Regions from separate parts of the Mus musculus genome. Here all the other regions are linked to region 1. The links are chromatin loops, found by intact Hi-C in ENCODE. Cell type or tissue: heart. All regions are shown on one strand. Each heading gives the region's core, and the rest is flanking DNA. Links, peaks and the distances in the headings are about the cores only. Region 1 overlaps Gm36797 (a long non-coding RNA gene). Region 2 has its middle 5.6 kb from the start of Kcne2. Region 3 overlaps Gm41496 (a long non-coding RNA gene). Region 4 overlaps Gm41496 (a long non-coding RNA gene). Region 5 overlaps Rcan1 (regulator of calcineurin 1). Region 6 holds the start of Rcan1 (regulator of calcineurin 1). Region 7 holds the start of Slc5a3 (solute carrier family 5 (inositol transporters), member 3).

What was found. Peaks named below come from ENCODE experiments on the same cell type or tissue, not always from the same donor. Only the 100,000 strongest peaks of a DNase experiment are listed, where the experiment ranks them.
Region 2: a loop joins it to region 1, with 10 times the contacts of the local background. A loop is called at or near these places in 37 of 42 quality-filtered maps.
Region 3: it touches region 1 in a loop (3-fold over the local background); 7 of 42 quality-filtered maps call a loop at or near these places.
Region 4: it touches region 1 in a loop (4-fold over the local background); 10 of 42 quality-filtered maps call a loop at or near these places.
Region 5: it touches region 1 in a loop (3-fold over the local background); 16 of 42 quality-filtered maps call a loop at or near these places.
Region 6: a loop joins it to region 1, with 3 times the contacts of the local background. A loop is called at or near these places in 17 of 42 quality-filtered maps.
Region 7: a loop joins it to region 1, with 4 times the contacts of the local background. A loop is called at or near these places in 21 of 42 quality-filtered maps.

The regions. Positions count from the first base shown.
Region 1 is chr16:91,934,722-91,939,149 of GRCm38, forward strand. Gm36797 (a long non-coding RNA gene) reads right to left here. Exons shown (of 3, transcript XR_385049.2): 3 at 1,620-2,510. Among named protein-coding and RNA genes, the nearest start is that of Gm36797, 3.9 kb to the right of the region's middle. In heart, for the core only: CTCF peaks have their summits at 643 (motif pointing left) and 1,795 (motif pointing right); a DNase peak (open chromatin) is centred at 1,840; H3K27ac peaks cover 1,175 bases.
Region 2 is chr16:92,284,609-92,289,036 of GRCm38, forward strand. No RefSeq gene overlaps it. Among named protein-coding and RNA genes, the nearest start is that of Kcne2, 5.6 kb to the right of the region's middle. In heart, for the core only: a CTCF peak has its summit at 2,192 (motif pointing left); a DNase peak (open chromatin) is centred at 2,193.
Region 3 is chr16:92,175,431-92,179,858 of GRCm38, forward strand. The region is part of intron 1 of Gm41496 (a long non-coding RNA gene); the gene reads left to right. Among named protein-coding and RNA genes, the nearest start is that of Gm41495, 25 kb to the left of the region's middle. In heart, for the core only: a CTCF peak has its summit at 2,500 (motif pointing left); no DNase peak of the experiment used is centred there.
Region 4 is chr16:92,159,974-92,164,401 of GRCm38, forward strand. All of the region lies in intron 1 of Gm41496 (a long non-coding RNA gene), which reads left to right. Among named protein-coding and RNA genes, the nearest start is that of Gm41495, 9.1 kb to the left of the region's middle. In heart, for the core only: no CTCF peak of the experiment used is centred there; no DNase peak of the experiment used is centred there.
Region 5 is chr16:92,455,154-92,459,581 of GRCm38, forward strand. All of the region lies in intron 1 of Rcan1 (regulator of calcineurin 1), which reads right to left. Gm46555 (a long non-coding RNA gene) reads left to right here. Exons shown (of 4, transcript XR_003951847.1): 2 at 1,005-1,299; 3 at 2,256-2,465; 4 at 2,661-4,428. Among named protein-coding and RNA genes, the nearest start is that of Gm46555, 6.3 kb to the left of the region's middle. In heart, for the core only: CTCF peaks have their summits at 551 and 2,712 (motif pointing left); no DNase peak of the experiment used is centred there; H3K27ac peaks cover 1,087 bases; H3K27me3 peaks cover 509 bases.
Region 6 is chr16:92,463,801-92,468,228 of GRCm38, forward strand. Rcan1 (regulator of calcineurin 1) reads right to left here and starts at 2,369. Exons shown (of 4, transcript NM_001081549.2): 1 at 2,033-2,369. The coding sequence starts at 2,278. Gm46555 (a long non-coding RNA gene) reads left to right here. Exons shown (of 4, transcript XR_003951847.1): 4 at 1-2,034. In heart, for the core only: a CTCF peak has its summit at 2,625; a DNase peak (open chromatin) is centred at 2,531; H3K4me3 peaks cover 2,322 bases; H3K27ac peaks cover 1,656 bases.
Region 7 is chr16:92,055,840-92,060,267 of GRCm38, forward strand. It overlaps Slc5a3 (solute carrier family 5 (inositol transporters), member 3), which reads left to right and starts at 2,483. Exons shown (of 2, transcript NM_017391.3): 1 at 2,483-2,641. Mrps6 (mitochondrial ribosomal protein S6) reads left to right here and starts at 2,497. Exons shown (of 3, transcript NM_080456.1): 1 at 2,497-2,641. The coding sequence starts at 2,597. In heart, for the core only: a CTCF peak has its summit at 2,462; a DNase peak (open chromatin) is centred at 2,432; H3K4me3 peaks cover 2,460 bases; H3K27ac peaks cover 2,298 bases.

The DNA.
Region 1 (4,428 bases), core at 108-4,107:
GCCCCTGCCATATGTCTTAAAATTTAGTGACTCGCTCTTTAATTCAGAAAGAACCATTTTGAAATTACAGTATTTAGAAAGTCCAGATAAAAAGATTAGACTTACAGGAGCAATTCCCATTGTTCATTACCAGAGACCCAGAGGAAGGTTCATGCCCTAGTTCACAGTGCCCTCACTTAGAGATAGAAAAACAGAGAAGCAAACAAATCGTATCCAACACAGGGGAATGGCTTATTTGGAACGCTATATTACACAGCCATGAAAGTGAGGCTTTCAAGTTAGGCATAGTGGGGTGTGCCTGTGACCCAGCACTCAATGGACAGAAGCAGGCAGATGACAGCAAAGCCAAATTTAGCTTGTTTTACTTGGCAGGTTCTAGTCCAGTCGGGCTACAAAGGGCCAGCCAAACAAACAACCAAACAACCCTAAATAAGTAAATCAGACTTACAAAAATTATCTCATGACACACAGAAAAGATCTAAGTACACACATTAAACATGTACGAACTGGGCTGGAGAGATGGCTCAGTGGTTAAGAGCACTGGCTGCTCTTCCGAGGTTCTGAGTTTAACTCCCAGCAACCACAGGGTGGCTCACAACCATCTATACTGGGATCTGACGCCCTCTGCTGGCACGCAGGTGTACATGCAGATAGAGCACTCATACATAAATCCTCTTCCTGCACGGAGAGGTCTCGGGAGTGTTTACGTTATCTATGGAGTTTTGTCGGAGTACAGTCCTTTCTGGTGTTTTCTTTGTTTTGTTTAAGAACTGTGCACAAGCCTCTTACCACACTCCCTGTGTTTTGCAGGGTGGCAGCCTGCATTAGAGCAGTTCTTTCACACAAGATCTCTCTTTCTCTTTAAAGCCCCAGAAAGAGCAAATGACCTCTGGGGCTTTTGCACAAGTCTTGCGGTTCGCAGAGATTGTGTGTTGGAAACTGAGCGGGCAATGAACAAGAGAGAGAAGGCATTACCACCGCATGAATTTAAACTCTTTAACCTTAAGATCTGGAACGTGTGCTCACAGGAAAGAGGCAGTAAATCATTTAATAAGAATTGGTGGTGAGAGCGGACACTCGGCCCAGCAGTTAAAACCTTGTGCTGCCCTTGCAGAGGGCATCCCCACCCCCACCCCGTTCAGTCCCCAGAACCCAGGTCTCCATTACCAAGCTGGAGTTGTAACTCCAGCTCCGGGGGAATCTGACGCCCTCTTCTGGACTCTTTTGGCCCTTGTGTGCTCACATGGACATACCCACATGTAGGCATACTTGCATACACAAGGGGGTGGTTTTTTGTTTGTTGTTTTTATTATTCAAGACAGGGTTCCTCGAACTCAAATAGATCTGCATTCTGAATGCTCACGGGGGTGTGAGCCACCACCCCAGCCTGATTTTTTTTATTATTATTATTTTTTTAAACTGTGTAGCCCTGTTTGGGCTGGAACTCTCAACCCAGACCACGCTGACGTCAGAACTCATAGAGATCTACCTGCCTCTACCTCTGCATCTGGAATACATGCAACACCCCACCTCAGCAGCATACACATAATTTTTAATTAATTCATTCATTTTTTTAATGAGAAAAGTTTAGTGGTTTTTTTTCCCCCTGAAACTCGATCTCTCGGATCTGCAGAGTGGCCCATAGAGGGTCTTGAGTTTCACCACCCCTGTGGTTCAGGCTTGTTTTCTTCACCTCTGGGCGTGATGTGAGGTAGTGCCCACCTTGAAGCTGCCACCTGCTCAATGTTCAAGGTCACCACAAAGGAGCCTGGTAGGTTTCTGCAAAATGCTGCGGACACTAGAGGGCGCCATCACCTTATGTTGCAAACAGAGTCTTTCTAGAGCTTTCTGGGTCCAAAATGCAGTGTCTGGCTCACGTTAGCCAGTGAGAATCATATGATTGTGAAACAAACAATCCTGATAGCTCCAGTCACAACCTCCACCATCAGAGCTGAAGCCTGTTGTAGAACCCCCTAGAAACTATCTTAGCTGGTCCTTGACTCTTAGACCTCCCATAGCAACCCAGGTCTTGCTTCACTGGCATGTTTCTGACTTAGAAGTCATAGCCCTTTGTTGGGTTGGGCAGTGGGGTGGGGTTAGGTCAGGAGGGAGAGCACTATACCTTTGGGGGAATCTTATTCTGGAAGCTGGTAGCGACAGAAGAAGCAAAGAAAAGACACGGAGCCTAACCTTCTTTGGCCCCTGGTTTGAATCACAACATTGATCTTGAGAGGAAAGCCAGGGTAGCAAGCTTGCTTGCGCGGTGCTCTTCTAATAGACTGAGAGAGCTGAGGAGACCTGCTCGAGGGTCTGGTCATGATTGGTTGTGTTTGGTGATGTGACCTAGGCTTTGCTTCACCACTTCTGTGTCTTAAACAATGTCTGTGTCTCAGGTTCCTTCTGTGGAGAACGGAAATATAACAGGAGGTAGCACGTCACAGCCTGGAAGACCCGGGGAGGGGCCTGTTACTCTCACTTTGCACACAGGGGTTTCCTATTTGTTGTTTTTCCTGTAGAGGGGAGATGAACACAAACCCAACAGGGGCCATTTTAAACGCAATATTAACGTGCTATTTCTTCTTTCCACTGGGCTGTGGCTCGGAACTTGGAAGAGATGGCCGTGAGACCCTCTGAAAGCAGGGCACAGTTCCTGTCAACACCAGTTCCACTTGGGAAGGGGCCTGACTGTGGGGAGGCCTGGCGTGGGTCAGAAGCACGTGTCCTCTGCAGAAACTTACCGAGTGACGCTCTGAACCAACCTGCAGCCGGAACGGCTTGGTAAATAAGCATGGGTCAAAGAACAGTATGAGGGCTCAGTGGACACAGGCGCTTGCCGCCCAGCCTGATGACCTGAGTTCAATCCCTGGGTTCCATATAGTGGAAGGAGAACTGACTCACACAATAAACAAACAGACAAACAACTAAACAAACAGTGTTTTGGAGACAGGGTTTCCATGTGTGGCCCTGGCTGTCCCGGAACTCACTCTGTAGACCAGGCTGACCTCAGATTCACAGAGATCTGCCTGCCTCTGCCTTTGGGGTGCTGGGATTGAAGGTGTGCACTACCATCCATCACCCAGCTACAAACAAACTTTGTAAGGTCATTTACTTGGGGAGAGAACTGGGGGGGGGGGAGGGGGATGAGGAAGGAGCATGTATGACTGCTAAACAACCCTGAGAACTGCTGAGCCTCAGGAGTTAGGTGTGAAGAAGACAGTAGCAAGGTTTTCCTTTAGTTGTAAGAGACAGAGTGAATGTGTTGAGAGGAACACACATGTTCACACTCACAGGGAAGCCTTTCAGAGGGACCCAATGTGGGGGCGTCTGATTCTGAAATGTCCCCGTGTAGAGACAGGACCGTTTGGACCCTGAGGTAGGGCCGGGTCTCATAAGCAGTTGCTGGTCAGGCTTGGCAGCAGAATATTCTTCTGTTCGCTTTTAATCATTAAAGTAGAGCTCATTTTGGTTTATCAGGGGAATGTGGCTGGGACATGAGGCAGGGGATTGACAGAGAAGATACAGTGGTGAGGCTAAAGGAGGCTTTAATACCCCAGGGTTTAAAGCCTGACCAGTCTCCGTAGGGAATGAGTTAGGGTGACCTTGTGGCCCTGTGACCCAGAAGTACTAAGCAGCTGCTTGGCACCCACTCAGCGCCTTCTGGGGAGAGACTGGGCTGCTAGCAGCTTTTGTAGGCTTTTTATTTGATGGCAGACTAGCAGAACTGGGGAAAAGTACCGTCTAGTTTGAGATTTCAAGCAACGAAAGGACTATTAGTGGGGGAGTTTTCAGAGACCAAGACAAGATCTGCAAGGAACAGCAGTCTAGACCTTTTGTATGTGGCTGGAAAGGGGACAGAGGGTTGTCCCCCAACCCCGTCCATTGCTTTGCTCCTTTGTATTGGCATGTCCAGGGAACAGGCCAGCAACCAAGAGCTGCCCACCTCCGGGGAGCTGTCACAGATTCTTTTGAACCAGTTTCAGTTTTGAAAACCACCTTTTGTTGTGAAGGAGGAGGGCATAGCGTGTAATGGGGCTGGCTGGGGAGTGTGGAGGCGGAAGTCTGGATCCCCACATGTGAGTGTGTGCTGTCACAATCGATCATACAACCTATGTACAGTGGCGGCAGAGACAGGTGGATCTCTGGAGCTCTCTGACTAGCAAAAGGGAGTGAACTACACATTCAGTCAGAGACCCTGTCTCAAAATACAGACAGTGATAGAGGAAGACACTGCCCTATGGCTGCCACATGTATATATACAGACACCTGCATATACATGTGCAAGTACACACATGAACACCGAACAACACAACTCTCTCTCTCTCTCTCTCTCGCTCTCTCTCTCTCTCTCAAACACACACACACACACACCCCTTTCCTTCCTCCTACCATTAAGCGATACTGCATTGGCAGTGGTGGCACACGCCCTCA
Region 2 (4,428 bases), core at 229-4,228, 350 kb after region 1:
ATGGGGACAACTGGAGGTCTCTTGACGAGGGAAAGCATTTATTCTGAGTCTCCAGAGAAGTGCTTTACGGAGGTCATCCATTCACTGGGCTGTGATGACAGCAGAGAGCTGGGACCAGGTCTGGAGGGACGGTCTGACTGGAGACACATCTGCTGACTCTAGAACATCCAAGCCTCCCTGCTGACCAGGCCGTGGGTGGCCAATGAGAACCATGTGTTGGACCGAGGCTTCTCCAGGTGGAGCCATGAGGAGAAGCCTTGTCCTGAACACGGGCTGGCTTGGAGTCTTTGATGCGTCTCTGCTGGGAGAGGACAGGGCTGACACTTTCAGGTCATGTCCCTTTGTGACTGGTGATGAAAAGATGCTGTGGTGCCTCTGCCCTGAACTCCCCACACATCTCAGACATGCCTGTCCTGCAAGAGACCTCACCTAGAAGACTGGCCCCACCCCACCCCCCCAAAAAAAATCCCACCTGCCCAGGAACCCCAGGGAATCTGTCCCCTTTGACTTCAGCAGCAGCAGCAGCAAATGCCTCCTCGTGGGGGACCCGACCTCCAGTAGCCACCTTAGTCACACGGCATTGGGGTCTATTTCTGTTACATAAACGGAGTCGTCTGCATCTGGATTCCAGGGCTGGCTGCAGGAATTTGTAAACAGTGCGGTGTCCCTGTTTCACAGAGAGTTGCCAGCACGGGCTCCCTTCCTTTCCCACCACCCGGTGTCCAGTTTTCCCTTTTATAGCGAGTCTGGCTGGGGGAGAGAGAGACAGAACTTATTTGGGAATGGAGCACAATCCCTCAACAAATTCTTTTTCTCCACCCCAGCCACCACAGCGTCATCATCTTCAAGTCTGAGGGTCTGGTGCAGACACGAGACTATCCCTGCATGAAGGCTTCTTGTAAACAGACACAGAAATCCGGAGGAAAACAAATTAGTGGCAGTTTTGATTCCCAGAAGGGTAGCAAGAAGGTTTGGAGGTTGAGGCAGCTTCCAAAAACCTTTGGACACTCATCTCCTGATCTGAGCCAAGACTAGGGGACATTATGACATCTCATGGTGGCTTCTTTTCTACTCCCTCTAAGGAACTTTCCTAACCTTCAAGGCTGCAAGCCCTTGCATAATGACATTGGTGATGTCAAGGAGAAGAGGGTCACTCCTTTACTAGCCATGAAGAGATATCTCTTCAGATTAGATGCTCTGTGAGCCTTGGAAGGACAGACACAATACGTTGGTGTCAAAACACTGTGGTGGAAAGTGCCCATATTAAGAGTCTGTTAGATGGGTTTGGGGATGCAAAGGGAGATGAGTTTCACTTATAGCTTTGCTGAAAGGGAAGGAGGGCAGGAGAGAGAGGGAGAGGGAGGGAGGGAGGTGGGGAGGGAGGGAGGGAGGGCTGGCAGATCTGAGCTTAAGATCCGTTTCAAGTTGAAACCTGCCACAGAGACTGAAGCTGAATCCTTTAACCTTCAATCAACGCAGGGGTTTTGCTCAGACTTAAAAAGTTAAGAGCTTTAAGCTAAGAGAGATGGTAAACCATCTCATTGGGACCAAGGGACTCATCAGGACCCCACACGAAAAAGTTCCCAGGCAAACCTAGCATATATTGATCTCAACGTCTGAAATCCAAAGACTTTGGACAAAAGTTCCTATATAGGAAGCTTCCGAATCAGGAGAAAGAATCATGAGACATTGCCCTCCAGGAACCCACAAACCATTGTTTGCTGCTCCCACATTACGGTCCTGGAGAAGGAAAGGGTGAGTGTTCTCTGGCACACAGAAGGAAATCGGTAGGAATTGTGCACTGACACTCAGAACAAAATTGCAGCAACCCTCAAAAGCGACCAAACGAACCTGCCGTTAAATAAAGCTACTATATGACTTAACTTCATCTGCACGGGGAACTGAATGGCTCTTAGGTCACTCCGCACGAGTATGGCTTTGGGACACTTCTGTAAACCAGCTGGAGAAGATTCTGTGTTGTTAGCTTCCTTTACTCTTTTGATGTGTGCCCCTTTCACAAAGACGTCAGATGGCGTCAGTGATCCCCAGTGAGGCAGGGACGTCTGCTATCTTCATAAGGAGCTCCGTGTACCAGAAATGCTGCAAGTGAACCCAAATCGTGGACACAGAAAGGACAAATCCGCAAGAAGGGTCTTGGCCTGTCTATGACTAAGTCACTTCTCTGGCACCCCCTGGTGGCAGACACTCACATTACAGGTACAAAACCCAGAAAGGGACTCAAGCTGCCATCTAAACTCAGAAATGAAGGAAAGCTGTTCGAGTCAAAGGAGCAGCATATGGCAGAGTTTGTGCTCAGGAGCTGTATGAAAGAATGACCTAGGCCAGACTTCCAAGAAGACCTTGGGTTAGGAATCCCCAGGGATTCTGACTTTCAAGGCCATTTCTTTCTCATCTGGCAGGTGGCGTTCTCTGACCCTAACTGCAGATACAGCATGGACCAGAGCCTTCTAAAGTGCCTGGCACTCTGTAGACACTCAGAGCCTGGAAGAGCTGAGGGCTGGAAGAACTGTTGACAGGACAGCAGACAGACAGACAGACATGGATGAACCTATGACTGACAGCTGCAGGCTATAAATTCTGATTGAATCTGAACCTTAGACCATTAGTAATTCCCGAGAGCAGCTGATACTGTGTGGCTTTAGCAGTCAGAGGCTGATGGGAATCTGAATGTGTGGCTGCAGCCTGGCTCCTGTGACGAAGCTACAGAGCACAAGGTCAAATTTCCTGGGTAAGACTTTTTCTGAGGCTTTGAAAGGCGCTTAGGTCTGGTCTAACCTTTGACAAGACTGCAGAGACTGTGCAGCTCTGCCTGCCTTTGGGCAGGGAGGAAAAAAAAACAGTAAAAAAAAAATCACAGAAAATTGAAGTGCAGGGGAGATGTCGGCCGGTGCCCTTCTTGGCATCCTGGTTGCTTTTTCTACAGCCTCGGGCTGGACTGCATAATCTCTGGGGCCCCACAGTGTTCTGAACTTCTAGACTTCTAGCAGCTCTTGGCTGAGGACAATGGAAGCTAAAGCTCTGCTGAGGAACTTTGGAGCAACTGGAATTTGTGTTCACAGCTAATTACACCGTTAGATGACACAGCGACGCTGGAGATCCCCCGCTCTTTAGCATCATAACGCCTTATAAATCTGAACATGCCCCTGCCGTCATTGTGGCGAAGTTACTACATTCAGCCCAGAGCAGTGAAAACTTATGTGCACACGCACACTCATGGGCAAATCACAGAAACTGTCATTGCAGGGACACATCTCTACAGCACAATACTAGTTCAAAACAAGGAAAAGGGACATGTTGCTATTTGCAATACTTTGCATTGACCAAAAGGACCCTAAACTGTGTGGGAAAAGCTGACCTCACAAGCGACCTACTCTGTACTCCGCATCCTATAACACTCTCACAATGACAGATGTATAGAGGGGTTTCTGTTTGGTAGTTTCCTGGGCTAATGGGAGACAGAGCTCAGACAGAAAGGAATGAAGGGAATGGGGCATGAAGTAGCTTTTGATGGCTGGGGGCGGTTCTGCCCTCTTGTGTATGGTGGTGGCACCTTGACTCCATCCATCAAACACGTGCATGCGTCAGAGTACACACACACACTGAGATCTGACTGTGGTCTGAGTGTTTTGCAATTCCTGTCTTATCAAAATCAGTAACCTACTTCTTGTCTTCTGTATAGTTATGATGATGTAATCGCCACAAGAAGCTGAGTGGGGTGGTCCATGGGACTTAACACTTTCTGTGAGTCTAAAATTATCTCAGAAAGTTTTTATACAAGCATAAAGAAATTAAAGATTCCCCTCTAGAGAGATGGCTCAGCAAGTTAAGAGCATTGGCTGCTCTTGCAGAGGACATAGGTTCTATTCCCAGTACCTAGCTGAGGTGGCTCACACCAAGGTAACTCCAGCCCCAGTGGATCAGATGCCCTCTTCTGGTCTCAGTAGGCAACAGCACTCATATGTAGACACACACACACACACACACACACACACACATAGAAATATTTTAATTATCCTTTTTCTTACATATACTTAAGGAATACAACATGACATTTTGATATACCTACACACAATGAAATTGTGACGATAGTTAACTCAGCATCTCTACTCTTTGGGGGGCACTCTAAAGTCTTACTATGGGCTGTTAGCAATTGGATGAGACAGTCCAGAGCGAGCACGGTCCACTCTGAGGGTGTAACAAGGCTTTTACCTTTAATATTCTACATAGAGATAGAAACCTCTGACTTCAATGGCTGTCTTCCCTGTGGCACACATTGCCAGGTCTGTGGTGACACAATGTGGCCGTTTTGAATACGGCAGCCTCTGAGTTGAGAGCTCCTTCCTTCAGATCTCACAGAGGACAATCTATCACAAACAGCCTGACTAGCCAGGCCAGAGAGACAACGTT
Region 3 (4,428 bases), core at 142-4,141, 240 kb after region 1:
CATAGTCTCAGGCTCCAGTCAATCACTGGGGAAGTCAGGGAGTTGGGAACCTGAAGCAACTTTTTACATCAAATGCATAGTCACCGAAGCAAAGAAAGAGTCAGGCTTAGAACTTCTGCACTGGCCTTGGAACTCTTCAGCCCCTCAAGAGAGCAAAGCATGGATGTCTGCTGGCTGGTAATCATTGACTCACTCATGTGCTCCAGGATGCTCCTGCTCAGGACGGGGCCCCACCTACAGTGAGTGGGTCTTCCCACCTGAATTAATGCAGTCAGGATAATCCCCTACAGACAGGCCCACTGGGCAGCCTGATCTAGAATACCCCACACTAGGACCCTTCCCTCAGTGATTCTATGGTGTTAGGCAGCCAACGGAAGCTAACCATTACAAACAGATGCCTCAAAAATCAAGGGCCCCATCTATCAATACTATTTGTGGGACTTAACCATATGGTACGCATTAGTCTATAATATCTCCAGTACCTTTCCCAAGCCTACCATGAAATTGTTATCGCATTATTTGCACTGGAGTAGACTCACGTAGCTGTTGATTTTCGAAGCTAAGCCTTTTCCTACCATATTGTGGTGGCACAGTTTGCAGCAGGGTAGCTCACGATGTAATTTCCCAGGGGGTGGGTGGACTTCGGCCAAATACATCAAGAATCCACCTCCCAGAGAGGCTGTGAGCTCTGTGGATTCAGTCTTTCCTCTGGATGCTCCTTGTAATGGACCATAGAAAAGCTCACTGCCAGCTGAGCCAGGTCTGTTTCTAATAGATGTGAGCTTGCCAGGGGCCAGACAGGATTTCACTAGAGGACCAGGTCAAATGCAAACCTTTAGAGGATCACATGTGCTCTCCTCCCTGTTCCAGTCACTGGGGGCCACCCAAAAGTGATGCCCTGGAGGCTTGGCATGCAATTAAAAGTGAAGAAATTCTTAATCAAATCATGCCACTCCAAGTGAATTGGGCTGGAATGAAGGAATTCTGTAGAGCTGCCCACAGTGGAAATTCACCAGGCCAAAGTGGACACCAAATGCTTCCAGGTTGTTTTTGAAATAGATACTGTACTGTTCTGTAAAGTTCTAAGATCATTTCCAAATATTTTTAAAATTTTCCATTAACTTGGGTTGCTTTAGGAGATAACACACACACACACACACACACACTTTCTCTCTCACACTCACACATATACATGCACACATATGAACAAATACATACATGCACACACAGGTACACATGCAAGCTGTGTGTGCATGGGAGGAGCAGAAATCCATGTCAGACTCTGTACCCCAAGTATCTCTTCAAACTGGCTTGAGACTTGTAAATCCCCTCTGTCCTCCTTTGAGACAACTCTCATTAAAAACCAAAACAAACAAAACTAAAAAAAAAAAAAGAAGAAGAAGAAGAAACCCAAAGTTTGTTTACCTTTCCCTGCTCAGGAATGTCTCGACAAGCTTTCCATTCATTATCAAAATATTCTTTTGCCACTAATTTCTCTTCTTGGTTAAAAGAAACCAGGGCTGGCTTCGCATCTCGGCTCATTCTTCTGTAACAAGGGAACATTTTCTTAACAGATTTGAAGACTCCTTCCATGAGAATTTCCTGTGCGACTTCTCTGTTTAAAAACTCCATTTGGCACAGGGGGGTAACAGAGACTCCAAGGGGCAGGGCCACCCTCAGCTAACTCATCCTTCAAAACAAGACTCCAGATTTTCAGGCTAGCCCCTGTAAGGTACCTAGCTGAATATATCTGGTCACATGATATAAATCCGGGGGATGGCTACCGTGAGACCTTGTGCTGTGGCCACGTGACCTCTTTGAGCCTCAGGTTCTCCAGTTATCATGAGTTTTCCCTTGGATTGTATGTTCTCAGAGCCTTTTCTCAAAACCCAGTTGTAGAAGTTCTCCAGGATTCTTGGGAAAAAAAAATCAATAGTGTTGGGATCCAGGAATAGGCTATAAGGGATCTTTGAGTGAGGGTTTTTTGTTTTTTGTTTGTTTGTTTGTTTGTTTGTTTGTTTTTTCCAAAGGCAGAATAGAGGAAAAGCAGTTCAGAAGCCAGCCCATCCTGGATGGGCTAGATATACACCTGAGAATGCTCCTGGATCCTCAGAATATACTCTGCATCAGGAAGAGAGAAAGGCTGTGTGGATTTGGGAGATGGCCTGTCAGTAAAGAACTTTGTCATGTAAACTCAAGGGCCTGAGATCAGTTCCCAAAAGCCACGTTAAAATATATATACATTTGTGTTCAGGTGTGGTGGCTCACTCTGGTAATCCCCACGCAGGTCTCTCGGGTGCCTACTTGGAGAGTTCTAGGACTGTGAGAGATACTACCTGAAGTGCCAAGTTGAGGGACTGGAGAGCAGACTCAGTGTTTAGGTCAGCTGGATGTCCCTGGCTACTCCTGCAGAACAGAACAGGTTCAGATCCCAGAAGCCATGCTGGGAGGCTCACAGCTGCTCCAACCCCAGCTCCCAGGGATCTGATGCCCTCTTCTGGACTCCTTGAACACCAGCCAGAGTACACATACATGTATGTAGGCATTCACATGTACACATGAAATAAAAATAGTAACTATTAAAGAAAAAACACCACAGGGGCTGGAGGGTGGCTGCTCCTGAAGGGGACCAAGCTCAGTTCCCAGTACCCACCTCACAACCATGTGGAACTGAGCCCAGTAGATCCAGCACTCTCCTCTGGCTTCTGTGGACACTGGGCACATATTCAGTGCACATACACACATGCAGGTGAAAACACTCACATAAAATAGATAATTCTTTTTTAAATTGAGCTTTTTTGAACCTTTGTGAATCTCTCATCATGTATCTCAATCCCACCCACCTCCCTGGCCCCGTGTACCTACCTTCTGCTCTTGAAAAAAAAAAAGATCCCCCACAAAAGAAAAAAAAAATCTCGTTGTGGAAGCTGTGGTGTGTGACAGTGTGTCCCACAGTACACCCTTTGGTCCACACACCTTTGCTTGCAAATGTTCAATGCAATGAGTCACTGGTCTGGTTCCAGGCCTCTGGCTTCTGCTATCCCATCCATACTGGGTCCTCACTGAGATTCCTCTGGGATGTCCCAGACTTTCCCTGTGTTCTGGAGATGCTGCAGGTTGGGATCTGTAGGACTGGGCCCTTGATGCACTCCAGCAGACCACAGATGGGGTAGATGTTGGGGTAGGCAGGGGTCATCTCAGGCGTGTTCTGCCTTCCCGGGCCTTCTGATCAAAATATTTAATTCTTTAAAAAATAAAAAGTTGTATGGATCCTAAGGCATGACAGCTAGGACTTACCTTTGGTGGCATGCACATTCATGTATACTCATGAGAGTTTGCACACACACACACACACACACACACACACACACACACTCACAGAGAGAGAGAGAGAGAGAGAGAGAGAGAGAGAGAGGGAGGAAGGGAGAGGAGAGACAGAGAGACAGAGAGACAGAGACAGAGAGAGCAAGCAGGGGTGCAGAACGCTCCTCCTCCTCCACTTCCTATAGGTAGAAGAAGAGATGGCAGGAGGCTTCCCAGCTCCTGAGTATCATTTCAGTCCCTTGGGTAGGTGGGTCACTGGAGGTCAGTGGTTTCTGTTACATAAGATCTCCAGTCCAGAGAAATGGGGAGGGCACAGGGTGGGATGGAATCTGAGCAAGGGGAAAAGTAAGGGTCACGTGTGGTAGGAACTCACTTTACGGCAAATCAGACAAAGCATGGTCCTCGTGGCTGCTGGGGGACAGCGCATGCGTAGCCTGCTTCAAGGGTCCCCATTGCGGGTCTGTCTAGGGACTTGTTCCTCTACAGAGGTTACAGGAAGCGGAAGAAGGGGGCCCTGTTGACTAACGTGTCACCTTTCAAGATTCTCAGATAGATGTAGCGCCCCTCCCCTGCACGGAGCACCAGCGGAGGTGACAGCTACCTTCCAGGATGACTTTTGCAGAACCCTGACATAGTTCAAAAGTCTGTGGAGGGATGCGAGAGGCGGCCACAGCAGTGAGCCTCACCGCACAAAGAGCATCTAGAAACAAAAAGAGACGGAGAAAGCTCCCAACCAGCACCCAGTAGGAGCTGAGCTTTGTGCACTGCGTCCCTAGGTGTGGTGCTGTTTAGAGAGGTTTAGGAGGTGTGGCCTTCCTGGAGGAAAAAGGTCACTGGAGGTTGGCTTTGAGAAGACAACCTCTCTTTACTTTCAATTTGCTCTCTCTGCTTCCAGCTGGCACTGAAGACATAAAACTCTCAGCTCCCTGCTCCAGCCACCATAGCATAATGGACTCTGGAGTTGTAAGGCCAGATGAAGTCTCTGGTTTTATCACAGGAGTAAGCGATTCACACAGGATCCCAGCGTCTAATGACATGGGAGGTGGCTGCCCCTAAGTCAATGGCTTTGAGAGATAAATGATGTAGGTGACCCTCTCAGCCATC
Region 4 (4,428 bases), core at 102-4,101, 230 kb after region 1:
ACAGTCAGGATCGACCTTGCTGTGTTCTGGGTCCATCTTGTTGGGGTCCAGGAGTCGCCCCACAAACCACAAGAACATCAATCTCAGTTAAACAGGGATGGTTTCTTGAACGCACCCCTCAAGACGGACTGACCAGGATAACAGCTTACAGGTGTGTGCTGGACATTTCTCAGGGGCAGCTTACAAAGGCTAAAACTGCAAAAACCACAGTGAGCTCACACACAGGTGCTGGAAGTGCCCCTCAATGGTCGGCCCTGGCACAAGCCATTTTAGACATAACAGTTCATATTGACCTTTAATTCAATGGGTCCTATGTGAAGCTTATAGTTGTAGAATTCCTTAAGATTAGCAAGCCTCAGAACACACAGAATGTAACAGGGTACGTGGTCAGCATGACCCTGCTCTGTGTCAAGTTATTTTTCTGCATCGGTGACGGGTAGGCATATTACAGCAACAATATGAAATAGCTGGCAGGCATGGAACAAAATGGCAACAGCTATGCTGGGGCGGGGCAAGCCTCAGCATTCCTCATGAGGTTTTATCTTGTGCAAGAAACATATTTCTACATGGATGCTGGCTCTTCATTGAGAGGATCAAAGGAAAACAAGAACTCGGCAGCCATTGTTAGTAAGGTCTCAGAGAGGTCTGCAGCAGAGCTTTTGAACTGGGCTGCAAGCATACCTGGTTTTGATTCCATTTGAGCTTTGGGACACTGGGGACCCCTTCTGGCCTTCTGTGCACTAGGCTACCTGTGCCAATTCCTTCTAAGCCTTAACTTCCTCCAGCTCTATTCACAAGTCCAACAAATCCAGGGACTGTCAACTCAAGCTCCAAGTCCGCTTTGTAGAGTGACAGGCATCCTCACAGCTGCTCGGATCTGTCTTCCTGGGCTCAATCCCTAGCAGATAGACTATGCTTTGCTCTCAATTAGACTTTATCCTAGGTTGACAAGACTAAGCTCAAAATACAGTTTTTCTTGGGTTCCTGTTTGAATTCCTGATCTCAACTCACACAGTTTGCCGTTTGGTGAGGTCGTGGACCCTTTTGCATGTGGAGCCTTGCTGGAGGGACCAAGTGAGCAGCCGTGGCTTCGACGTTTTAGGTTTTCTGTCCTCCACCCCAACTTCCTGCTTTCTCTTTGCTTCCTGAGCAGAAACAGTGTGATCAGCCAGCATCTTGCTCAGCCTGCCTGTTGCAATATTCTCCTTGCTATGATAGACTTAACCCTGACTCTGTAACTATAAGCCAAAAAAACCCTTTCTCCCTTAAGTTGCTTTTCTTGTGTCCTGTAAAACTCTGATGAGATAAGTCTCTTACATTTTTCCCTTGTCAATCTTTGTTAGCCCTACATCCCTAAACAAAATCCAGCCTAGGGAGAGACTTAGGCCCTTTGGTTCCCATGGTGACGCAGAGACAGGCTGGGGAACCTTCACCTCTCTGAGTCTTGTTTTTCACATCTATGGAGTCAGATAGTTTTCATTCCTTGCTCCCTTACAAACCAGAGTCTGGTGTGAAACTAAAACCAAATGATGCTCCCAATTTGGTAGTGTTGCAAAGTGCATGGAGGGAAATTTTACTCATGTAAACAAAGGGAAATGGAGGGCATTTTAGTCAATTAATGCAAAGTGCTACAGCAGAGTTACTCAACCAACACTTGTTTCTATGTATTTGATACATATTTGTTAAGCTCCCAGGTGTCAGGCAATACTACTCAACACGAAAGCCCTTACCCTCAGGGAAACTCACATTCTCATTGGGGAGATGGAAAAGAATATTGAAAGGTAGTAGGACAAGTGTATTGTTTTAAGGCAGGGTCAGAAAGGTGGAGGAAAACAAAGAATAAAAAAGGGAGGGGAACTTGGGAGAATGGGGAACGGGTTTTTATTAGTGTGGTGAGGAAGACCTTGTGAGGAAGGTGGTCTCTGAGCAGAGACTCAGTGTTCTAGTTTCCTTTTCTTGCTATGATAAAACATCCTGACCAAAATCAACTTAGCAGAAGAAGGGGTTATTTGGTTTACAGGTTATAGTTCATCATTGGAGGGAAAAAAAAAGTCAAGGCAGAAACTTAAAATCCTACATCCACAGATCAGAGGAGAGAGAGGATACATGGATGGATCCTTGCTTCGTTTAACTTTCCCCTGTCTTATATTGTTCAGGACCCCTGCCTAGGGAATGGTGCTACCGACTATGGACTGTGTCTTTCTTCATCAATAAATACTCAAAACAAACCCCAGATGCATGCCCATAGGTCAATCAGATTTAGAACATTTCTCATATGAGCTATGAGGTGATTCCAGGTTCTGGGAATTTGATAACTAAAACTTACCACTACATCCAGGTACAGTGGTGTGTCCTGTGAATCTCGAGGGGAGGAACATTTCAGGAGTGGAAAGTATGCTGACCAGTGGGTCTGAGGTGGGGCTGCAGTCCTTCCAATTGGTGGAACAAGATGAATGCTGTCACTGGGAAGGCGTACATGTAACGGCCCTGGGGAGAATGAACATATACAAAAGGGACTTGACCTTTGACCTTTGCTTTGGCTGTCAGACTCTAGAGACAATGGACCCAAGACATTTGAGTTTCTCTTTGGAGTCTTAGGGTGGGAGAAGGGAAAACTTGAATCCTGGTACCAGCCAAAGGAGGAGCTAGTTTTCCAGACGAGATCCCATGCAGCTATGACAATTTGTCAGACCATTCTGCAGAAGAGATTGGGTCCCAGACCCACTGTGTTGGGATGAGGTAGACAACACTTTGACCAGGACTGCAGTGCTATGGATACACTTTGACCTCTATTTACTTTAAAGATTTATTTATTTATTATATCCATGTTTTGCCTGCTTGTCTGTATGTGTAACACGTGCATGCCTGGGGCTCTCTGAGGCCAGAATAAGGCATCAAATCATCTGGAACTGAATGGGATCCTTTGCAAGAGCAACAAGCTTTTAACCACTGAGCCATATCTCCAGCCCCTTGGCCTGTTTAAACCTAGACCTCGAGTCAGCACAAAGAAGATGGATTTAGGGTGGTTGCTGGGCCTCTTTGTGTGTTCCTCTTTCTATCTGGCCACACTGATATCTTTCTCCTTTTTCTTTTTTCTTTCGTTGTTGTTCACAGACTTCATTTCTATTAATCATGTTCTTAGTCAGTCGTGTGTGTGTGTGTGTGTGTGTGTGTGTGTGTGTGTGTGGTCTAAGGCTAGCTCATCAGGGTGCCAGTGCCTTAGTTCTGACCCTAACAACTCTCATGCCATGAGCAGGTATTTATTGAAGACTTGTTATGACTTCCAAGTGGTTCTCAACTTGTGGGTTGTGACCTGTTTGAGGTTAAACGACCCCTCAACAGAGGTCGCATGTTAGATATGCTGCGTATCAAATGTTTCCATTATGATCCATAACAGTAGCAAAATTACAGATATGAAGTAGTAATGAGTATAACCTCATGGTTGCGGGTCCCCAGAAGATGGGGAACTATGTTAAAGGGTCACAGTACTAGGAGGGTTGAAAATCACCGTGCTGGAGGGCTCTGGGAACCTGAGGGTCTGTGACAGAGAATAGTGGCTTCCAGGAGGTCAAACGCAATGAGGGACCAGTATACACTGTTTTATCATTGCCTCTCTTTGTGGAGAAGCCTTGAAAGCAGAAGGAATTCTAGAGTTTGTAAACCTCTGGGATGTTCTAGGTCGTGCTGGGATCCTAGGAAATGCCCAATGCTTCTGTGCAGACAGGTGGTGACTCGGGTGGAGGGGGTGGACGGCACACTGTGACTAAATAAGGCCCTCTCTGCTGAGACTCAGAGAGACCCAGAATTGTCTGTGGCCAGTATTGTCTGAGTTTCCTGACAATACAATAGCATGAGCAGTTGTATATGACTGTCTAACCACAGGGTCATAAAAAGGCCCATTGAAGACATAAACAAGCCTGTTGGTTGCATTACAGAATGCCTTCCCCTGGGAAGTTAAAACAAAAACAGACTCTGGCATCCAGGCTTCAGCCTCACTTCTGTCACAGGCCAATCTAGAAGGTAGGGCTACGGCTTCCTTTGCAGGTCTCTGGCCTTCCTTGGTCATGTGATCTTAAACCCTTTCAACTCTGCCAGACAGGGAGGGTGCTCAGGAGTAGAGAAGTTAGAAGTCAACTTGAAATTCCACCCAGACTGGTGGGTCCCGGGGTTCCTCTTATACCCTCTAGGGCATGTGAAAGGGGAGCCCTCGTCCCCTGCCTTATGACCTCTGAGTAATTGTGTTTTCATTTTGGGAATTGGAATTCCCTCCCAGCCTTGGACTTCAGATTCTAGAATAATCTTTGACTTCATCAGACAGGCCCAAGCAAGTCCTGTGACCTGTGCAGGGACTCAGCTATGCCCACCTGAGGCTCTGTGAAACCAAGACAACCTCGTGAACTCCTTTTGTGGCACAGCGGAAGCCGGACT
Region 5 (4,428 bases), core at 227-4,226, 520 kb after region 1:
AGATGGGATAATCTACAGCTGGCACTTGGCGCACAATGTGGAGGAACTGGGCTCTCCGGACATCCCACCCTAGTGCTAGCAGTTAGCTCTGCGGCAGCACGGGGCTTGTGGGAAACTGACTGCTGGACTCAGCTTACATCAGCTGTACTCTCCGGTTTGCAGAAGATGGGTGAATCACGGGGACCCCAAGAACTGAGTATGGACCACTGCAGGCACCTCTGTGACCAGTCACCTTGCAGTGCTGACTACAGCCAGGCCGTTAGGTGGCACAGGGCTGCAGACTCTGCTCTCCTACCTTAGACACCGACCAGTAGCCAGAATGGCCCCACCCCCTGCCCCAGCAGCAGCAGGCGCTGGTTTCCATTTGCCAGGCTCCTGCTAGGGAGATGAGATGCTGTCTCTCCCCTTCGAAGCTGAAATTACCAATTTGTCTTTGCAGCTCTGGGTATGACTGCTGCTTCTTTCCTTTAGGGAAAGGCATGCCTGAACGGTCTTCAGTCAACCAGTGGGTCCATGGAGAACACAGGGGAAGCTACTGCGCCCTGGTGGTGATCAATGGACCGATTGGAGCAAATCTGCTCTGATTCCCAGTGTCCTCCGAGGTGCCCGTCTCCTCTGAGCTCTGTTCTGTAGACTGGGAATGGGGACCGGTGCTCAACTCCAGCTGTGTCCACATCTGGAGAATACTCCTGAGTCCACACCCTCACCCACCTGGGCCTCAGCTACTCACCAGAGAAATGCAAGGCGAGGTTCGCAGGTCTCTTCTTCACATGGGCTTTGAGAGCCCCATAATCAAACCTCCAAGAGTAGAAGATTCTATGATGCTTATTAAATTTATAAAGAGAAGTCACCTTTGTCTAGAAAATGAGCAAGTAGCAGTGTTACCCTTAAAAGGGGACGACTGGGACGGGCAAGGCTCAACAGAATTGGCACACGTAACACAATAGCAAGTGGAAGTACTTAGAGTTAGTTTTGGAATTACTAATGTTACAATTTACCACCAGGACTTAAGGATGGAAAGATGTGCTACTGAAAACACCCTAGGTCAGAGCAGCGGCATGCACCTGCAGTCTTAGCCACTTGGGAGGCAAGAGACATCTGGACTCAGGCGCTGGAGCCACTCTGGCTAACACAGTGAGACTTCACTTCAAAAAAAAAAAAAGAGGAAGAAAAGAAGGAAAAGGAAATAGAGAGGAGGAGGAGAAGAAGAGGAGGGAGTAAAGAGGAGGAGAACTCATTTCCCTGGGAAATAAGCATAAATCAGATAGACGGCCAGCAACCAGCCGTCTTCTCAATAAGGTAAACCTGTCGTGACATTAGGAAAACACTTCGCTGTCAGACTTTAAACAAATGTCACTCTAATATTCTGGCAAATCTTCAGATGGTGGCTGGACCATTTTTTGACCATCTAAATCCTCACTGGTGCGAGATCATGAGATTAATTTTAAGTGGATTTCCAAAATCCATTAAAGGCATAAAGTTTAAGTGTCTGAGAGTCACCCTCCTTTAGCCATGAACACGGCGGAGGATGGATGGATGGAAGGCTGGAAGGCCTGGAGAGGGGACAGCTAGAATGACTGGGGCCATCTCATCCTGAGCAAATTCTGCTTGGGAAAGTCTGGACCTGTGGGTTAGGGGAGCAGAAGGGGGAGGCAGTGGGCTCTGGCACCCACAGGGAGAAGAGAATACTACACTGCTTCTGGAGCTAGGTATGGCCTCAGACGCTCCAATCTAACCTGTTCAACAGACAGCAAGTAGGCAAAGCTTGGACAAGCAGAGTAACTCAACCAACACTTCGTTCATCGCTTACATGGCATGAACAATATCCAAAACTAATCTCGTCTGTCTTCCTTTTGGCTTGGGATTTGAAAGGAGAGACATTTACGGTCTGGGGACAGCGGGCTGCCTTAAATGGACTTTCCTAGACGTCTGATAGAGAGTATGGTGATCTTTTTGGCAACTGAGTATGTGTAGAATTTTCCTGAGCTCCCATGGCTAGTCTTGAACTACGTAACGCAAAACATGAATGGTGCCCAATAAACACTTGTTGAATGAACATGCCAAACGAGTGGATGGGTGGAATGCTGGACCCAGATCTGCCTGGCTCTAGTGGCGGGGTACCAGTCAGCTTGGAGACTAACATAACGGCTGCCACTCTGCCTGATATATCAGGATTGCCCAACAACATCTGTTCAAAGATACTGCAAAAGGGATGAGAGCTGTAACTTGTCAATCCTTATGTACAAAACCTTCAGGGAACTCCTTGGGAAGATGGTGAAGGCCGGATGGAAGCAGGGACCAGTGATTCCAGCCAGGTGACCTGGGATTTGAGACCCTGAGCCAGCTGAGCCATGTGGACGATAACAACGGTGCTCCCTTCATAACATTCTTAGGAAACGACGTGTATGATACGAATGGTATTGATGACGATGCACTTGTTACAAAGATTAGCCAGAAATGCAAAGGTTGGTAATGAGGCATTAAATGTTTCTTTCTGCCCCTCCCCCTTCTACTAAACACGCATGCTGAAGACCTAACACCAGTGTGGCTGGGCTGGGAGATAAGGCCTCTGAGAAAGTAATTCATCCATGAGCCAACGGCAGGGCCTTCATGTCTTTACATGTCCTTATAAGAGGCCTCCGTTCCCTGTCCCCATACAGCCAGGAAAAACCCTCTGAGGACACAGTAAGAAGGCGCCATCTGCAGGCCAAGGAGAGGAACTTCACCCTGATCCCAGCCTTGGAGCCTCTGGGCAGTGAGGAAAAGAATGGCTGTCACTGAAGTCACCTGGCCTGATGCTGTGGGATTTGGGAAGGCAACCCAAACAGACGAATGCGACGATAAAGTAAGGAAAGCTATTGTAACTTTGAGTGAAAAAAAAAAACTCCAAAATTAGCTCTCTGAATTAAACAACATTTTTGTCTTCTAATTCTAAATTCAGGCCAACCTCAAATGCCTCTCTCTACTGGGTTAATTATGATTGCAATGGAAATTTCATAACTCGACTGCTGACATTAGCAAGGAAAGGGAAAGGACTGGGCCTTCCCAAGCCAGAGAGGGCTCAGTTTCCCCCGTCCAAGCTAACCAGGCCTGAGCCTGCTCACCCTCGGGGATCAGCCGTGTTCAGGGCGCTGTGGCCATCAGCGGTTCCTCCCCTAAGAAACTGCGTAACAGCTTCTGATGCTCCAGCATTCCATACTGTAGCTAGAGTGCATCGACGGGCAGTTTACATACAGTTTTCTTTAGGGTGCCGAACTCAGAAGAAAAGGTCAAGGAACCCTCACTGCGCATCCTCCCTCACTGCGCATCCTCCCTCACTGCGCATCCTCCCTCACTGCGCATCCTCCCTCACTAAGCATCCTCCCTCACTAAGCATCCTCCCTCACTGCGCATCCTCCCTCACTGCGCATCCTCCCTCACTAAGCATCCTCCCTCACTAAGCATCCTCCCTCACTAAGCATCCTCCCTCACTAAGCATCCTCCCTCACTAAGCATCCTTTACTTCTGTGCTGGGGTTTGAACTTGGCGCACCGTGCTTAACAAGAAGCTCTCCATAGCACGCTCCCGCTCAAGCCTGCTCTAGTGAGCACTTCTAAGCATTAGCAGAAGCTGAAAAGGCTTATAAGGAGAAAAACAAGACAGGCAAACCCACAACAACCCAACAGGTATGGTGCTGCGCACCTGAAACCCCAGCAACTGGGAACTAGAGGCAGTCTACGGTCTGTCTCGGCTACTTATCGAGTTCAGGACCACTGCGTTCTTCCTGAGGTCTGTCCAAAAGTAAATAAACAGGATGCCAAAGGTCCCACTGTGGTGCCACTAGGTGGCTGGCCTCTCGTCCTGGTGACCCAGCTCCCAACACTAGTGCCTTTGGATAGTGGTATCTGTGTGTCTAAGATTAGGGAAATAGAAGGCAAATCCTGAACGAAACCTGTCCTTGTGCCTCACTCCTAGAAGAACAGCACAGTGTGGCTCTCACTGGGAGACTCAGGGAGGAATGGTGGGTTCTCTCCTGCTCTGAAGGAAGGCAGCAGCCACGCTGTGAGCTGCCCTGTGGAGAGGCCCAAGAGGCAAGGAACAAAAGACACCTCCAGTGTTCCGCCATCAAACGACTGAGGTTCCCGGTAACAGTCACAGAAAATCCCGTTCCAGTCTTCTTGTGAGACTGTAGATGATGGTCGACAGCAGTTCTGTGCTAAGCTCAGCCACTCCCGGATCCCACAACCATGCCCTGTTAGTTCACTAAAGTGTTAGGTAACTTGGTTACACAGCACTTGAAAATGGACACAGTAACTTACAATGCCCTTTTGCTAGATCCAAGTCACCCATTCTTTTTTTTTTTTTTTTCTTCCATAACTACTATTAGTATCTCCATTACACAGGCAGGAAAACTAAGACACAGCTGGGTGAATGTGCTCTTAACTGCTA
Region 6 (4,428 bases), core at 283-4,282, 530 kb after region 1:
GTGGAACTCCTGAGGCCAGCCCAGTTAGCCAGTTCCATCCTGAGCCGCCAGTGTGCAGCCCTGTAAGGACCTGGCTGTCACTAGGTCTGCCACCTGTCGCGACTACCTGATTCTCTTTACATTCCATGCTGCACGTCTCTCTTCTGCCGGCCCTCAGTACCTCAGGTTGCACATGTACAGGTTCGGACAATCTAGAATAATTTTTCTTTTTTCATAAAGAAAAACTGCACTTGCAAGAACAGGTACATACCATTCCTTCTTGCCATTTAAAAACAACAACAATAACAGTATAACAACTATTTATATACATTTACAACCTACCAGGTAGCGTAAGTGGCCTAGAGATGACTTAAAGCACACGGGAGGATATGCATATGCTATATTATGCATATGCTGTATTATGCATATACTACATTATGCATACGCTGTATTATGCATATACTATATTATGTATATACTGTATTATGCATATGCTGTATTATGCATATGTTGTATTATGCATATGCTATATCATGCATATGCTATTTGCAAGCACCTACTGTTTTACATAGGAAACTTCACCACATGTGGATTTTAGCATCAGAGAGATGTCAGTGGTGGGGCTGTGCTCAAGAGCACCCCTGTCATGTGCTTCTTCCCTGAGGTCTGTCTGTCTCCACACCTTCCAGAATCCAAGCTCTATGAAAGTGACAAGCCTGGCAAACTCTCCACTTCCTCCTGAGTCTGAAACCACGCCTGGAAACCAGCATCAGTCCTTAGCAATCACCACCTTATCATTCCAAGAGTGTTGTCATCTTTGCTCATTGGACGCACAGCAGCCAACGCCTTCCTTCTCAGACCTCTACTCCCTGAGCCCTCCTCCTTCTCCCTAGAGCACCGTCGTCGCCTTCTGCTACCGCTGATATTTACCTTTTCTGTTTCCCTCAATCAAACATGTCAGCAAAGCTTTCAGCCCTTGGCACTGAGTCCACATGTCAATGAAGTGGAGCTGAAGGTCGCTGCCAAGAGAGACACCACTGTGTCTTGGTTATTTATAATTTATACGGCCATTTACTTTCAGAGAGGATTTACAATGGCTATGCACACGCTTCAGGACATCCTGTGTAGAGAGAGCAACAATTGTCACAGCTCGGGGCTTTTCTCATCGCTCTCTGCCGGTTGAGCTCTCGCCAGCACTTCAAACCTCTTTTAGGGATCTCAGGCTCTCTTTTTCTGTCTGAAGCAAGATCAGTTCAGAGTGAGACTGCATTTGTCTGGGTGCCTAGTATCCTGGAACAGCATTGTCTAAGGCTCTGCCCACTTGGCCAGTCACTCATTTCCACATTTATTAAGATTCTGTTGTGAGGCTGTTCTGGGATCGGAAGATACAGCAGAGAATCAAATTGCATTTTTGCCTTTAGGGCAAGTGCTCGATGAATTATCACCTGAAGTGGCCAAGGGAACTGTTCATGGTCCGTTGGGGTTTAGCCCCTGCCCTGCATTTACTGTCAAAGGAAGGGTGCAGCTCATTCATTGGGAGGACGGAGAAAACAGACGTGACTCACCGTTCATAAATAGACTACGCTCTGCGTTCTCAATCTGCACTATTGGAAGAAAAGCCAGTGTTTGGGTGAGGATCCTGGCTGCTCATTATCTTGCGGTTGATTGGCCAGTTTTGGTTGAATGCGGTTGGGGGGAAAGTCTTTCCTAAGCCTTTAGGATATTTAGTTCACCCTTAAAGGAGCGACATGCCACCATCAGGGTCACTGAGTACATTAGGAATTGTTCCTTCCTCGCCCAAATCCACACAAATTTGACACCCTGGGAAGGAGATGGGGCAGGTCTGAGTAACCAATCATGGTACTTGGGAGGAGGAATTGATTTCTGATCTTCAATGATCCCGTAGAACACGACCTGGACTATGTAGGCTGTGCAAAAGAAAGCTCGTCTCCAGTGTCTGAGACCCCTGGAGCAGGGCTTCGGCCCGTCCCCGCCCCGGCCGCGCCCCGCAACAAGTGTCCGCCCTCCGCCCCGACGGAGGCCCGGTCCTCACCCGGCACAGGCCGTCCACGAACACGCGCGGGTCCAGGTGGCAGGCGATGGTGGCGCTCGGCAGGTCCTGCAGATCCACCTCCTCCATCTCGCAGTCGATGAAGCTCCAGTCGCCGCCGCCGCCCCCGTCCCCCTCGGCAGCCGCAGAGAAGGGCGCGAAGGGCCGCAGAGTCACCCTACGGGGCGCCCGTGCCTCGACCGCCTCCGCCACCTCTCCGAGCCGCGGCCCGGCCACGCCGTCCTCCATGCCCGGCGCGCGCTCCCTTAGCTCCGCTCCACTCGGCGCCGCGGCCGCCGGCTCCCGCTTCACCCTCTGGGGGTCACCGCGGCGCCGGGACGCCGCCTTCCAGTGCCCGCCCTGTCCGCCTCCGCCCCGCGCGGGAGGGGCGGCCAGCCTGCGCTCGCCGGCCTCGAATCGTAGCTCTCGCGGAGCCCAAGAACGTTCCCTTTAAGGTCGGCCCACTCGGGCCATCAAGTCCCGCCCTTCCTATAGAGCAGACCAATAATACGACGGGATTTTTGTCACGTGACACCCACTCTGCCGCCCTAAGCCTGAAGCCTTGGGGCGGCCATATTTGTTAGGGGCAGAGGCCTCTGGCCAGTTCTGCTTTTCTGACAGCTGGCGGTGCCTGTTGAAGGACACAAGCCGGGTGTTAGCCTGTGGAACGGTAACCCGGAGGCAGAGCTTCTGCGGTTCCCACGCGGCGACGTTTGGAAACACGCAGCCAATTTTAAGGACTTAAACTAAATCTAGTTAGAGGCTCTGTTCCGTAGACGTTAGCAGTGCTTAGATACTTAGTGCATATTGTCGCGGAATCACAAATAAGACTTGAGTAACATCGTGATATGGCCTTATGTTTATAGTTCAACGTGTTAGTCATTATGTTACTGTCCAATTTTTGGATAATTAGAAGCATTTTTTAGCACAAAATGAGTGGGTTTCAATAATTATTTTCATACATATATCGTGTATTTTGTGTATACACAGATAACACTGTATTTTGTCTCCCATCGCCCTCCCTCGTGCCTTTTCTCCAATTCTGCTGGCTGCCTCTCTTTCCTCTAAAAACTTCCCTTTCTGCTTTAGTATCTCAAGAAAAAGAAAAAAAGCTATGTGTATCAATTACTTTCCTGTTACTGTGATAAAATACCACGACCAAACAATTTATAAAAGAGTTTCTTAGTGTTCCATATAGCGTCCCAGAGGGATAAGTGTCCATTGTGGTGGCTAAGTAATAGGTATGGCAGCCGGAGGCAAGATGCTGAGAGATCAAATCTCAGCCACAACCATGAAGCAGGGACATGGAACTAGAAACAAACTAGATAGGTGAACTGTTTCTACTACCAAAGCCTGCCCCCGGTGGCTCACTTCCTCCAGGAAAGCCAAACTCCCTAGACCTCCCCACACAGTACTACCAACTGGGGACCAGTGTTCAAATGGCAGACTTCCCAGGAGACATTTCTCATTCAAATCCTTGTAGCAGGAGGGCAATGGGTCTCAACCTGTGGCTCTTGACCCCCTTGGAGGTCCAAGAACCGTCACGGGTTTTGCGTATAGATCTCCCACATATCAGACATTTAGACAACAATTGAACAGTAGCAAAACTGTAGTTATGATGCAGAACAACAAAATAATTTTCTGGTTGGGGGGGTCACCACAATATGAGGGGCTGTATTAAAGGGTCGCAGCATTAGGAAGATTGAGAACCATCGAAGTAGGAGATGAGGGAAGACATTGGGCCTTGGTTTGGTGGGGGGCGGTTCATTACAGGGAAACAAGACCTCAGGTGAGCATTGTGCCTGGACAGCTCATCAGAGTGAGAACTCCCGTGTGGGTTTCACCTTTCTGTTAATTGCCTGCAGAGCGAGGCAGATCCCCCATATGGGCAAGGATTCAGTACGCGCCCAGTAAGTGTTCCTCTGCTAGTGCAGTTAAGTTTTAGGGGGGTGTTGAGTTGGGTCTGTGTTTTCTCCTAAAGTAGGCAAGCTGTCTAGTCAGGAAGTGGATCTATTATCATACCCAACTAGAGCTGAGATTTATTCAAAGTATGGCATGTGTAAGGCCCTGGGGTCCTTGTGATGCCCTTGTGAATGGAAGAGAAGAAATAATTCGCAAAGCCCTGAGGGTGTGAGGATGGGGAGAAATAGACCTGTCTCAGGCCTGTCTCCTGGGAAAGGAAATCTACAGTCACCATGTGACCCAGAGGTTCTTCTTCTAGGTATAATCTAAAGAAAAATAAAATCATCCAGCCACACCACACAGACCTGCCGATGACATTTCCCGGCATCCGTGTTCACGCTGCTGTTCTTCATGCAGAGAACTGGAGTGGCCTGCGAGTGGCTGCGCCAGGATCGCACACAAGGGAAAGAAGTATTAACGTTGCCAACCCCGTGATG
Region 7 (4,428 bases), core at 103-4,102, 120 kb after region 1:
GGTGAGGAGACCCTGTAGTGACGGCCTGGGCAGACACAGACAAAGGGGTAGAGCAGGTCTGGGTACTGTTGGAGACATGTGGTAGTGACGGCCTGGGCAGAAATGAATATTAATACATGAAAAGCACTTCCTGGCTCACAATGAATGGCAGAATGTTAGGTCTGGTGATGATGGTGATGATGGTGATGGTGATGATGACGATAGTCAGCTATCTTGAGAATTATGGTGAAAAGCTCAAGGTCAAATCTCTCCTTATACAGTAGTAGAAGATGAGATGGCAAGGGGATGAACTGACCAGAGCACCTTGGATTTCAACTTTTGCCTTTACTCTCTCTTCCTATGACTCCTCAGAAAGCTTTACTTGAAAATTAGCCAAAACCTCTGGCCAATAAAATCTTACGTATCTACCGTATTAGATCTTTTTTCCCAAGATCCTAAAAGATATTTTTTAAAGATCAATAAATTAAATACTATAGAAATGGCTTATGATTCTACATGCTTACCCAACAGTATAAATAGTTTAAAATTATTTTTGATAAATTTCAATTTGCATCAGCATTAATTTTAACAATAAAATTAACAAAGCCATAGCCACTTATTTAAAACTCTGAAAGGGGCGGGGGACTTAGGATAGCTGATTTCTTTTCCACGTTAAGAAATGGGATGAGTCTGTGGGTGGCCAACAGCTTGGGAGGGTTGTGGGGTGCTGTCTGCCCTGAGGCATTGTTCAGTCAGGCTAATTTCCTCACCCCATTTGTCTAGAGAACTAGGACTTCACTGGTCCCTGGGTATCAGGGAAAAGCTGTGGTGCTTCCAACGGGAGGCAGTCCAGGCTGGTCACCTCAGGGTGTTGCTTGGTGTTTGGCTTGGCTCAACCACGTGAGACTCTTATCTTCACATTCCTAAACTGGGCCACAGGAAGGACAGTTTAAGTGGGATGTCACACAGATCTGGAATTCTCGTCTCAATGTCCAGAAATTCTTTCTTCCTTCTGTGTCTTTTTTTTTTTTTTTTTTTTTTTTTTTTTTTTTTTTTTTTTGGTAGCATGCTGCTTAAAAACAAAAAACAACCAACCAACCAAAACAAACAAACTAAAAAGACCCCCAACAACAACCAAAACAAAACAATCCAACCAACCAGGTGTGTGGCTGATGCTAAGTAGGTGGTTTTGTAGTTTGTGTTGAAGGGCACAGGACAAACCTTGAAATGTTAATGAAAATGTTAAAAAAACCAGGTATCCTAGGTTGTATTCAAAACCATAATCTTCTGTGGAGATTGGTCTGTGGAGGAGGTGACAAAGATAGTCTCCATGTGTGCTTTACAAAGACGTCCAACGCCACTGAGTAAGACCAACATCTTGGCCTGTAAGATGGGGGACGGGGTGAGGTTCATAAGTGTAGGCAGTGAAACTATTCTTCAGACATTCTGGACACAAAATTTTCTTTCCACGCGTTTGTGTTTGACCTTGGACTAATTAAATTATCCTTGCATTTTTCTGTTTGCTAATACCTAAAATAGGGCGAGTAGTACGATTTGCTTCACAGAGCTAAAGTGAGAACAAACAGCCTCAGTGTCGTGCCTGCTACAGACAGTAAGCCCTCAGTAAATTATTAGTAAATTATTATTAGAGCACTTTAAAGTTACAAGAACATTTCACTTAAAGACCCTTTTAGTTGGAGTAAGGTGGGAGCAGAAGACAACCATTGCAGCGGAATTAGTGCCTTCCAGAGCTAAGAAACAGGAGCAGGGGCAGAAGGAGGGGAGTCCCGAGTTAGCTCTATATGTGCGTGTATGGGTGTGTGTGTGTGCGCGCGCGCTGTGGAGTGCTGGACCTGGGACCCTCTACGAAGCCCCTCCTTACTCCTGTGTTTCAGGGAATCCATAGTTTCCTTTACCAGAAAAGCAAGGATAATATTTAAAGAATAACTGGCGAGAGTCGAAGCATTAACCTGCTTCTGGGTCAGGCTAGGCACACACAGCAAATGCCTACATAGCCCTTCGGTTCCAGGCTTGTTTCTTTGCGGCTTGGTGCAGCAGTCACTCCTTAGCACCCCGCCTTCCTCCCTGGAGACGCGGGCGAGGGGCACACAGCAGCCAGACCGCATCGCACCGCACCGCACCGCGGCGCACGCGCACTCGCTCGCCTAGCACCCGGGAAGGGAGGGTGGGCGGGGAGGCCTGGAAAGTTCCACCGGGTTCCAGAGCCCAAGGTTGGTAGGCGCGGAGGCGGCGGGGAGCGGGTGCGTGCCGAGCGAGGAGACGGCCTCCGACGGGCTGCTCGAGACCGTGTCCACGCTCCGCAGGCTCGGGGGACACAGACACGGCCCGGGAGGGCAAGCAGGAAGCCGTTGAGGTGCAAGTGCAAGGCGCCCTCCGGGAGAGGGGCGGGGCGGTGCCGGGTGGGCGGGGCTCTCGGTGGGCGGGGCGAGCCGTCTGCGCAGCTGCCGGAGCCTTTAAACCCGGCCTCGCGGGGTCGCACGGTGCTTTCGCCGTCCGGGAGCTGACCGGCCGTGTTCCTCTCTCGTCTTCCTCTGCGCCCCGCGTCCCCGCCCTCGCGACCCCGGCTCTCCTGGACTCGGCGCCGCCAACCTGGGCGATGCCCCGCTACGAGTTGGCTTTGATTCTGAAAGCCATGCGGCGGGTAAGTGACCTTCCCTCAGACCGAGTTCCCGCGCGGGCGCGCCCCGCCGCCTCTAGGCCTCCCAGTCCCGCGTGTCCTGCCTGCTGGACACCGGGTCCTCTCGCGCGGTGCGCGGGTGGTCGCGGGCGCAAAGTGGGGGGGTGGCGCGTGGGTCAGGCGCTCGGCGCGGCCGCGTGCGCGCGGGAGGCGGGGGGTGTGTATGCCCGCGCGTGTGCGCGGTCGCGGGAGGGGGTGTGCCGAGCAGGGGGCGGGGCGGGCCTCGGACCCCGGCTCTCCGGAGTCCGATGGAAGGACTGCGGGAGGACACACGCGCGAGAACCCAGGCCAGCCCCGCTCTGCGCCCACGCGTCGAGAAGCTGCTCGTCGTCCCCGCCGGCCGCTGGTCCCGATCGCCTGCCCTCAGCGTCCGCGATCAGTTACAGCCTTCCTCCAAAGCCCGCCAGTGCCGGCTGTGTACCCACGCACTTGTCACCGCTATCACACCAAAAAGAAAAAAAAAATCTTTTGACCTTTCTTTTTCTGACTCCAGCGGAAATCCTGCTCCGGGTGCCCTTAGCCCAGTTTTATTCATCCAAGTTGTGGCCTTGCTTGTGTTTCCGAAGACATGCCTTCCCCCAGCTTTTGATTGATCTGGAGGTAGGGACTTTCAGGTTTGGAGGGATGATAAACCACCAGCAGCCGGGTCACGGACTGGGGTCGGCGGCCGGCGGAGGCAGCTATGTTCTGAGTCAGTCAGTCGTCGCTGAAATCCCCATTCTTCTGAGAGAATTCGGTAATGTAGTGTGCTTTCACGCACTCTCCTTCCCTAGCAGGTACAGTTTAAAAGAAAACAAAAGCAACCGTTGTCCTTTTTTTGAGCGTTTGGAAGCAGCTTTCTTCTAGCCCTGGGCATGTAGGCTTTGGGTCAATTTCAAGTAGTGGCTTCAGTTTGAATCAACTTAAGCCAGGGGTCACGGGCTAGGCTCTGGTGAACAGCTAACAGTCAGGCAGCAGGAGGAGATTGTTCGGTGTGCCTTGTACAGGGTTGGCTTGGAAAGGACACCAGAGCCACCTGATGGTCCTGAAGTTTGTGCCCCCAAGCTTACTGACTCCCTGGCTCCGGGAGAACATTGTCTCACCTCTGGGTAATACTTTATCTACCTTCCTTCCTCATTGGGTTTTACAGAGTTAAAAGAATAGGAACAACAGAGGGGTCAGGGTCGAGAAAGTATTAAAAAGGGACTGTTTCTGATTAAATGGAAATTACTTAAGCCTCCCTTTATACTTTTTAGGTAATGTTAGAAACTGAAAAAATGTGACCACCAAGATTCATTCCCTCAAGGTGTGAGGTAGCAGTGACCCTTTGCACTCCTTTGAATGAGAGACTCTTGCTTAGCATGGCTGCCCAGTACACTGGCTAAATGTATTTTACCATGATGTGAATATGTGTTCACTCTGATTCAAAAGTCGGGTGTAACCTGCTCAAAATCTTGGCCTGAGGGTAGGTTCAAAGCACCTTAGAGAAGAGTGAAGACGGAAGAGAGGTGCTTAAACATAGTGTGGAAGATGTGTGAAGATCCTTACAGACCCAAAGAAACTAGATAAAATGACAACCCTCGGTTTTTCGTTCTGACTTTGAGAAGGTTGTAAACAAGTAAAGATGTGCAGAGACTAGACTTTTTTTTTTTTTTTTGCTTTCAGCTTTAGAAAACTGAATTCTTACAGGGTATGTACTTGTGGGTGTAAAGGAAAATGCACTTTGTTTTAAAAGAAAATGGCACAGTGGTTTGAACACCTAGAGCAGGTGT